Regions from separate parts of the Homo sapiens genome. Here region 1 is linked to region 2. Evidence: chromatin contacts called from ENCODE Hi-C or POLR2A ChIA-PET data. All regions are on one chromosome and are shown on one strand. Each heading gives the region's core, a stretch centred on a gene start or an enhancer-like site at or near the end of the contact. The rest is flanking DNA. Distances are from core to core; before and after follow the strand shown.

Evidence for each region. A loop is a pair of places that touch in the nucleus more often than their neighbours do. ChIA-PET counts read pairs that join two places held with the same protein, here RNA polymerase II (POLR2A). Pooled maps may share reads with other maps.
Region 1: a map of tibial artery shows a loop between it and region 2 (5-fold over the local background). The contact joins the enhancer-like site here to the promoter of DPM1 in region 2. A Hi-C loop is called at or near these places in 1 of 168 maps with a recorded cell type or tissue (tibial artery) and 2 of 50 pooled maps. POLR2A ChIA-PET finds 5 or more read pairs at or near these places in 1 of 52 experiments (MCF 10A).

What each region holds. Positions count from the first base shown.
Region 1 is chr20:51,459,624-51,463,924 of GRCh38, forward strand. All of the region lies in intron 5 of NFATC2 (nuclear factor of activated T cells 2), which reads right to left. Among named protein-coding and RNA genes, the nearest start is that of MIR3194, 8.8 kb to the left of the region's middle. RefSeq lists an enhancer at 2,979-3,939. Within about 2 kb of position 1,393, at least 4 of the 41 ENCODE cell types and tissues checked have a DNase peak (open chromatin) inside an H3K27ac peak, as active enhancers do.
Region 2 is chr20:50,955,099-50,959,781 of GRCh38, forward strand. It overlaps DPM1 (dolichyl-phosphate mannosyltransferase subunit 1, catalytic), which reads right to left and starts at 3,434. Exons shown (of 9, transcript NM_003859.3): 1 at 3,265-3,434; 2 at 88-187. The coding sequence starts at 3,425. It overlaps MOCS3 (molybdenum cofactor synthesis 3), which reads left to right and starts at 3,720. Exons shown (of 1, transcript NM_014484.5): 1 at 3,720-4,683. The coding sequence starts at 3,745. RefSeq lists enhancers at 3,191-3,680, 3,893-4,503.

The sequences.
Region 1 (4,301 bases), core at 143-2,642, 500 kb after region 2:
TCCCAGCACTTTGGGAGGCCGAGGCAGGTGGATCACCTGAGGTCAGAAGTTCGAGACCAGCCTGACCAATATGGTGAAACCCCATCTCTACTAAAAACTACAAAAATTGGCCGGGCCTGGTAGCATGTACCTGTAATCCCGGCTACTTGGGTGGCTGAGGTGGGAGAATCGCTTGAACCCAGGAGGCGGATGTTGCAGTGAGCCGAGATCACGCTACTACACTCCAGGCTGGGCAATAAAGCAAGACTTCATCTCAAAAAAACAAACAAAGAAACAAAACAAAACAAAAAAAAGTTCTGCAACTACAGAGTAGTGGTAGTTGCACAATATTGTGAATGTACTTCATGTACTGAATTGCATACTTGAAAATAGCTAAAATGGTAAATTTTATGTGTATTTTACCACAATAGGAGAAAATATCCTATATAAGACAAAACAGCCCATGCTTAGCACACAGTAACAACTCAAGACATGATGGTCTTTGCTATCGTTGACTTTCAAAAATGCCCCTCTTTTTCTTGCTAAGTTATTTTCACAACACTTTATTTGTTTAAACCCTTAAATCATAGCCCTACAGCAAGGAAGACACTATCACTCCCATCTAGAGAGGAGAGGACAGATGCTCAGAGCTCAGCTTCAGTGAAGGGCAGCACGTGCTCTTGGTTAAGGCTATAGTGTTGGACACCCCCCTGGTTGATCCTTGTAGGGGTTTTCACAGCTCTGAGCCTCAGTCTCCCCATCTGTAAAATGGGGCTGTTAACAGTCCCACTTCACAGGTCATTACGAGGATTAAACAAGTTCATCAAAAGCGTGTCTGGCTTAATAAACATGGGTCAGCAAGGTTAGCAACACTAAAAGCTGTAGCTTCTGAGAGGCTGTATGTGCCAGCCATAGACATTGTTGTCTTATATATTTTAGCATATATGTACCAAACATATGCATGTGTGTACACAGGTCACCTCTGTGGTCACTGCTGTTCTCGGTGAATCCTGAGCCATAACCCAGGTTTCTTCTTCTTTTTTTTTTTTTAATAGAGACTGGATGTTGCCATGTTGCCTAGGCTGATCTCAAACACCTGAGCTCAGGCGATCCGCACGCCTCGCCCTCCCAAAGTGCTGGGATCATAGGCATGAGCCACTACGCCTGGCCCAGGTTTCTTGACCCCAGTTGCCAGTGTTTCTCAAAGTGTGGCTCTCAGGTCACCTGTAGCAGAATCTTCCCCCAGCAACGCAGGGTCAGAAGGTGCTAGATAAAAATGCAGATACCCAGGCCACATCCCTCACCCTCTGTGCCCCAATCTCTCGGGCAGAGGCCAGACATTTGCATTTTAACAATCTTTCCGGGTGACTTGTCACGCACGTTTGCTTAAGAGCCAAGTTCCACACTTAAGAGGCCACCTGAGGACGGGGAACTCCTCCAGGGCAGGCCCCAGTCCTCAGAGAACCCAGAGGCAAAGCAATTAGCTTTTGAAAGAGGAACTGAAGCCAGCGCACAGCAGCCCAAATTACCCTCCTGAGCTCTACTTCTCTATTGCTCTCTGATGCAACCTCCATCACCTATGGCTGCTAATTGGGGTGACAGGTCCAGGGTGGGTGGGAGGCTCTAAGGAAGCCCAGTGGGCCTCCCAGGCTTGCACCCACCCTCCTCATCAGCCCCCCTTTCTCCCATTCATTTCTGAGACTGCAGACAATCCAAACCGCACAGCCTGCAGTTTTCCAACCAAACCAGGCACCTTGCTTTTAAAGTCATCTTTGAGGGCCTGGCTCAGGCCTGCGGGTGAAGTCTTGACCTCTGCTCCAGCTTAAGCTTCAAGGTGGCCCCTGCAAAGTGACTTCCCCAGGCTTCCCTCCTGCCCCTGGATTCTGGCACGTCATAAAGTGGCTTGGGGGGGCTCTTGTATTTTATGAGCTCTGAATCAACAGGACGCTGTTGGTTTAACCAGTTTGGGTGTTGACTTTGTCTTGCAACTGTGCCCACCTGCAGCACAGCAGCAGCCACCGCAAAGGTTCAGCGAAGAAAACTGACACCGGCACAGGGTTCCCCCACATCGCCCAAGTAGGCCTGGAAATGGGAAGTTATTGCCTGACTATCTGAAATTCGCCGTCAAGCCGGGTGGCCAAGAATTACGATCTATCCAAGAACCTCAGGAGAGACTGGTTAGAGAAATTCGCTCCTACAGAGAGGGCAGTTTCTGTTAATAACAGCGGACAGGCTGGGTGTGGTGGCTCACCCCTGTAATCCCAGCACTTTGGGAGGCCAAGGTGGGCAGATCACTTGAGGTCAGAACTTCGAGACCAGCCTGGCCAAGGTGGTGAAACCCCATCTCCACTAAAACTACAAAAAAAGTTAGCTGGGCGTGGTGGTACGTGCCTGGAATCCCAGCTACTTGGGAGGCTGAGGCAAGAGAATTGCTTGACCTGGGAGGTGGCGGTTGCAGTGAGTTGAGATTGCACCACTGCCCTCAAGCCTGGGTGACACAGCAAGACTCTGTTTCAACAATAAAAATAAATTTAAATTTAAGAAATAACAGGCCGGGCAGGGTGACTTATGCCTGTAATCCCAGCACTTTGGGAGGCTGAGGCTGGCAGATCACCTGAGGTCAGGAGTTTGAGACCAGCCTGGCCAACATGATGAAACCCCATCTCTGCTAATAATACAAAAAAAAAAAAAAAAATAGCTGGGCATGATGGCACGCACCTGTAATCCCAGCTACTTGGGAGGCTGAGGCAGGAGAACTGCTTGAACCCGGTAGGCAGAAGTTGCAGTGAGTCGAGATCGCGCCACTGCACTCCAGCCTGGATGACAGAGCGAGACTCTGTCTCAAAAAACTAAAAATAAATAGCAGACAATTACAAATGCTATAAAGACTACAGATTGCAGGCACAACATATACACATTTTTAAAAATATTATAAAACGCCCACACCAAGAAGCAATTTAGGGTTCACACGTAAAAGTAACATTCTAATTTTGGGACTTTGAGCAAGACACTTAATTTCTTTGCCTCTGTTTTTCATCTATAAAATGGGAATATCACAGCACTAACCTCACTGGGCTGCCTGCAGATTAAATGAGCTAATCCATGGGCCTGCGTGGCATCTCATCAGGACTCAGTGAATGTTAGTTGTGTTTATTTTTATTGCTAAACTTCATGAGACCACAAAGCAGGAATCACTCCCGTTTTAGAGTAGAAGACATTGATCCTCCCAGAGGAGAAGGAATAAGCTTGGGAGCTCACAGCAAATGGACAAGCAGAATTTGGACCTACACTGGGGGATTCCGCTACCCCATGGGACCCTCTGCAGTGAAACGGAGGACTTCGTGGGAAAGACACCGGCCAGCCCAGGCAAGAAGGTTCCTCCCATTGGTCATCGTTCTGGCCCGAGCACTGAGCAACCCTGGCCTTGGCGCTCCAGCTGCTGTCAGCCCTTCTTGTCTCTGTATCAGGCCCCATCCTTGGCTGTGAGCCTGGTCTGGCTGGGCCTGGCTTGGCCCAGAATGTGCTGCCGACTCAGGCATCTCCCGGGAGAGGCTGTGAGCAGGGCCAGCAGACAGGCCCCTCAGCCTCCACTCTGGCTGTTCCCTGGGTCTTCCCTGGGAAGTGGGAGAGTGGAGGGGAACCAAAATCTCCCCTAGTGTGGGGCTCACCTCTTTGAGGGAACCACTGAGGTCCACAGCAAGGGAGTGGGGTATGATGTGTGCAAATGCATGAGACACACAGTGAGTGACAAAGTTGTAGCTGTGGGCCTCGGTGGCGGGGGGCCTCAGCTTCAGCTTTCTCATATGGAGAAATGCAGCAGCACGGCCCCTCCTGTGAGACTTTCCTATCTCATCCACTCCACAGGACATCAGGGAGAGTAGGAGCTGCTGTCTCTCCTCCCATCAGATCATTACTCTACCATTCCAATGTACTAACAGGCACCCTCTTCAGAATATTCTCAGTCCAAAACCTGATGAGCTCTGGATCACTGAGGAACCCAGGCAGCCGGGACAGAGAAAAGAAGATGGCTTTAACCCCAGCTCTGCCCCTGCCTTGCCAGCCGTGGGACTGCAGCAAGTCACTCATCCTTCGGAGCCTCAGCCTGCAGGCGCCCACACCCTGCAAGGGTGCTTTTCTGTGCCTCCATCACTGGCATATTATCAAATGCTTCGAACAAATGAACTGAGCAAACGTTTAAGATGGGCCTTCTGAGGTTATGATGAGGATGGAAATGAGTTAACCTCAGTGCATCTGTGGGTACATCGTAGGTGTTCAGAAGGGCACTCTGCCTTCCCAGCTCCCTCATAAGTAGCCCAGTAAAG
Region 2 (4,683 bases), core at 2,184-4,683:
ATAGATTGAATTTAAGCATTGTTCATGTCTCATCTTTCCCCTACATAATCACAATTCATATCACAGAAAAATGTTCTTATAACTTACAATTCTGTCTGACCCATAGATCTTCTCCAACTGTTCAGCAACATCCCTTGTTCCATCTGGGCTTCCATCATCTATGATTATAATTTCATAGTTGATTCCACTAAAAAAATTAAATTTGTATTAATGACTGATGACAGTGTTCTCAAATTTAAAAGTAATTTAAAAATTACTAATTCCTTAAAAGTATAAATGGAGATGTATTGCTATATTAATCGTTGAGGAAAACTTCAATTATCAAATGAAATAAATGTCAAACATTTAGTACTTTACCTCCAAACCCAGTATGTTGCTGAAACATGCTAATGTCCTGAGATATTAAAGAATTCCTACACAGAGAACAAACTTTTTAGTTCAAAAGAAAATCACGTAATGACCTATGTATCATATGAATTTTTTTTGTTTTGAGATGGAGTCTTGCTCTGTTGCCAGGCTGGAATGCAGTGGCGCAGTCTCGGCTTACCTCTGCCTCCTGGCCTCAAGCAATTCTCCTGCCTCAGCCTCCGGAGTAGCTGGGACTACAGGCGCCCACCACCACGCCCGGCTAATTTTTTGTATTTTTAGTAGAGACGGGGTTTCACCGTGTTAGCCAGCCTGGTCTCAATCTCCTGACCTCGTGATCTGCCCGCCTCAGCCTCCCAAAATGCTGGGATTACAGGCATGAGCCTCCGTGCCCAGCCATATGAAATTTTATTACCTATTTGGAAATAATATTCTGAACCTTAATAGCAAATCTTAGTTACATAAAATATTTCAAAAGTACTTTACATGGTAACTCAAACCAAACTGAGTAACTCAGTGATTATTCTTGTTAATCTGATCCAAATAGAATAATCAAGTATAAATCTGATTTAATTTCATCTTTAAAAAAACCGATTTTAGAATGGTGACATTATCTTAAACCACAATTTCAAATAGTTGTGCCTATTACCTCACATTATCAAATTAAAAAAACAAAAGCAGAGTAGCATTACAAAAGATTCCACTGTGCTTCAGAATTAACATCTGTTACTTCCCATTAATCTCAGGTGGTAGTTTCTAGTCTAAAAACAAACCAACACAATACTTGGTGGATAAATAATACCTACGACATAACATTCCGTTTTCTCTTGGTCCTGCTTTAAGAAACAAATACAAGAGGCTGGGCGCGGTGGCTCACACCTGTAATCCCAGCACTTTGGGAGGCCGAGGCAGGCGGATCACGAGGTCAGGATATCGAGACCATCCTGGCTAACACAGTGAAACCCCGTCTCTACTAAAAAGAACCCGGGAGGCGGGGCCTGCAGTGAGCCAAGATGGCGCCACCGCACTCCAGCCTGGGCAACAGAGCAAGACTCCGTCTCCAAAAGAAAAAAAAAAAAAAGAAAAAGAAAAAAGAAACAAATACAAGAAAATCAACCAGAAAACATATTCCACTGTTAAAGGCTTTAACAAGTCAGCCCCAGCAAACTTTGAAGACAAGAAAGCAAACCCCTGTGTTATCTATTCTCCAAGAGTAGAACAATGACTTTGGCTTCCCACTGTGCCTTAAATCTGGGCACTGGTGCCTTTACATGCCAAAATATGTAAGGTGATTTTAATAGACGTGCTGAAAGAGAAATTCCATAAACAAAATGGGGTCGTTAAAAGCAAATTACTGTCCCCTACCACTTCAAAGCAGCTACACCACCTGAGGGTGAGGCAGCTCAAAGGTACCAAGCTGGGCTGACTTCAAGTAATTTGATTGCATCTGAAAAGTTTTGTTTCCTTTATCAAACTTCATTTTGATCTTAAAAGATTGATTCACAAACCATTAAAAGGAAACATAAATTGTACTACATAAAAAAATTAAAACAGCAAAAAAAAAAATTGCAAAATTAGAATACAAGCCCTGAACGAGATCGGTTGTATGATAGTTACTTTCTTTAATTTAGAGCTTATAGAAATCAAAATTAAAAGATTAAACAGGAAAAATAAAAATTTTAAAACTCTGAGGGGCAAGGCATATGAAGGCAGTTATTCAAGGAAATACAATCAAAACAGCAATGGTTTTCACAAATGAGTACTTCCAACAATGTTAAGTCTAATGCTCAGGCGGGCTGGTTGATAGGGAAACAGGCACTCTGAAGAATGGAGAGTCCAAACTTGTACAACCTTTTTTTTCTTTAGAGCAATTTGGCAGTAACTGTCCATTTTAAGCACATTTCTGTCGACCCAGCAATCCTACCTCGAAGAATTTATCCCTAGTACACAAGTAAAAGTATGAACGCGTCTGCTGCCAACACTGATGCAATAAAGGAGCACCGCTATGTGTCAAGCACTTTTCTAAATTTAGCTGGAAAATATGGTGTGAACAAAGTCCTTGTTCTCATCGACAAAGCAAAAGCCAAAAAACAGAAACAACCAAAAGGCGCTGGAAATAATCCAGTTCATTGCCATGACCTGATTAAATAAATAACACAGCCATATGGAATGTTACCTAACTTCCAAAGTAATTTGCTATGTTTGTACATGTTAATATGAGAAAAAGTCTTCAAAGATTTCACAGCATGATCCCATTTGTGCAATCGTAAAACAAGTTACTTCGTACTGACTCCAGGATTTTTTGCAGTTTTTAAAAACACTGCATTAACACTTCCAAATTCGAACTCCACCCACCCCCCATCCCGGTTCTAACAATCACACCAAACATCCACCAGTGATCAGCGAAGATGCTCTTCTGCTTTCTCCTTTCCAGAAAGGTTATCGTGCCCAGCAATAGCTCCCTAACCCACACACACCAAACCTCATGCTTATGTAAGCACTCGGCACCGGAGCGGAGAGTGAGAGCTCTCGCTTGGACTCCCGGCTCTTGCCGCAGATCCTGACCGCCTAGAGGGAGGAGTGGGATCACGCTTTCAGCCTCGCTTCCAAGTAAAAGAGTGGCCAACCTTTCTACGGAAAGGCGGGGGACGGGAGTACTACATAATAAAGATAAATGAGAGTCTCACAAAACCCAAGGGCAGGAATGAGAACCCAGGACACGAAGAAAACCCAACAAGCATCCGCCTCTGCTTCCCTCGCAGGGTGGCCCTCTCCCCGGGCCTTCCTGTGTGAGGCAAAGAAGGCTGGACAGGGCCGCTTCGCGCAGCCAGCTGCCGACACCCGGGCCGGGGAAGCCAGCTCATCTCATTCTTCGGGGAGGGAGACCTGGTGCGCTACCTCTCGGAGAAGCTTTTCACCAGCAGCCACACGATGAGCGGCAGGTTCTCGCGCTCGTTGTAGGTAGGTAAAAGCACCGAATATTTGTTCTGTCGTGGACTGCGCACTTCCAGCTCCCGCCGAGACCTGCGAGGACTACGACTGACTTCCAAGGAGGCCATGGCGGAACTGAGCCAGATGCCGGAAGCGGAATTACGTAATGTGGCGCGGAAAAGGACGGGTCGGACCGTACCAAATTCGGAAGCGGGGGATGACCTGTGTGATTGATCGCTAGTTCTTCTAGGGCCATTGCGTGGTTCAATTAGAAATATTCTGGATTTATACATCTTTGAAGTTTAATCTGAAGGTTTCTTCAGGAAGTAAATATCTATTCATCACCTTTTCCCAAGCTCCATAAAGTTTTTTAGTTTATCCCAGTCGCTAGGAGACAGAAGACGGAAGCGGAAATGCCTTTCACGACAACTTCCGGAAGAGGTCGCCATGGCTTCCCGGGAGGAGGTACTCGCCTTACAAGCTGAAGTTGCCCAACGTGAGGAGGAATTGAATTCGCTGAAGCAGAAGCTGGCGTCGGCTCTTTTGGCTGAGCAGGAACCGCAGCCAGAACGGCTGGTTCCGGTGTCGCCGCTGCCGCCGAAGGCCGCTCTGTCCCGAGATGAGATTCTGCGCTATAGCCGGCAGCTAGTGCTGCCCGAGCTGGGCGTGCACGGACAGCTGCGCCTGGGGACCGCGTGCGTGCTAATCGTGGGCTGCGGTGGGCTCGGCTGTCCACTAGCGCAGTACTTGGCAGCGGCCGGCGTGGGCCGCCTTGGCCTTGTGGACTATGACGTGGTAGAGATGAGCAACCTGGCCCGCCAAGTGCTGCATGGCGAGGCACTGGCTGGCCAGGCCAAGGCCTTTTCGGCCGCCGCCTCGCTGCGCCGCCTCAATTCGGCAGTGGAATGCGTGCCGTACACTCAGGCCCTTACGCCAGCCACTGCCCTAGACCTGGTCCGCCGATATGATGTGGTGGCTGACTGCTCGGACAACGTGCCCACTCGCTACCTGGTTAATGACGCATGTGTGCTGGCGGGTCGGCCCCTCGTGTCTGCCAGTGCCTTGCGCTTCGAGGGCCAAATCACAGTCTACCATTATGACGGTGGCCCTTGCTATCGCTGCATATTCCCCCAACCACCCCCAGCGGAGACAGTGACCAACTGCGCGGACGGCGGGGTGCTCGGTGTCGTTACCGGGGTCCTGGGCTGCCTGCAGGCCTTGGAAGTGCTGAAAATCGCTGCGGGTCTGGGCCCCTCTTACAGTGGCAGCTTGTTGCTCTTTGATGCCCTGAGAGGGCATTTCCGCTCTATTCGGCTGCGGAGCCGCAGGCTCGACTGTGCAGCTTGCGGGGAACGGCCCACTGTGACTGATCTGCTGGACTATGAA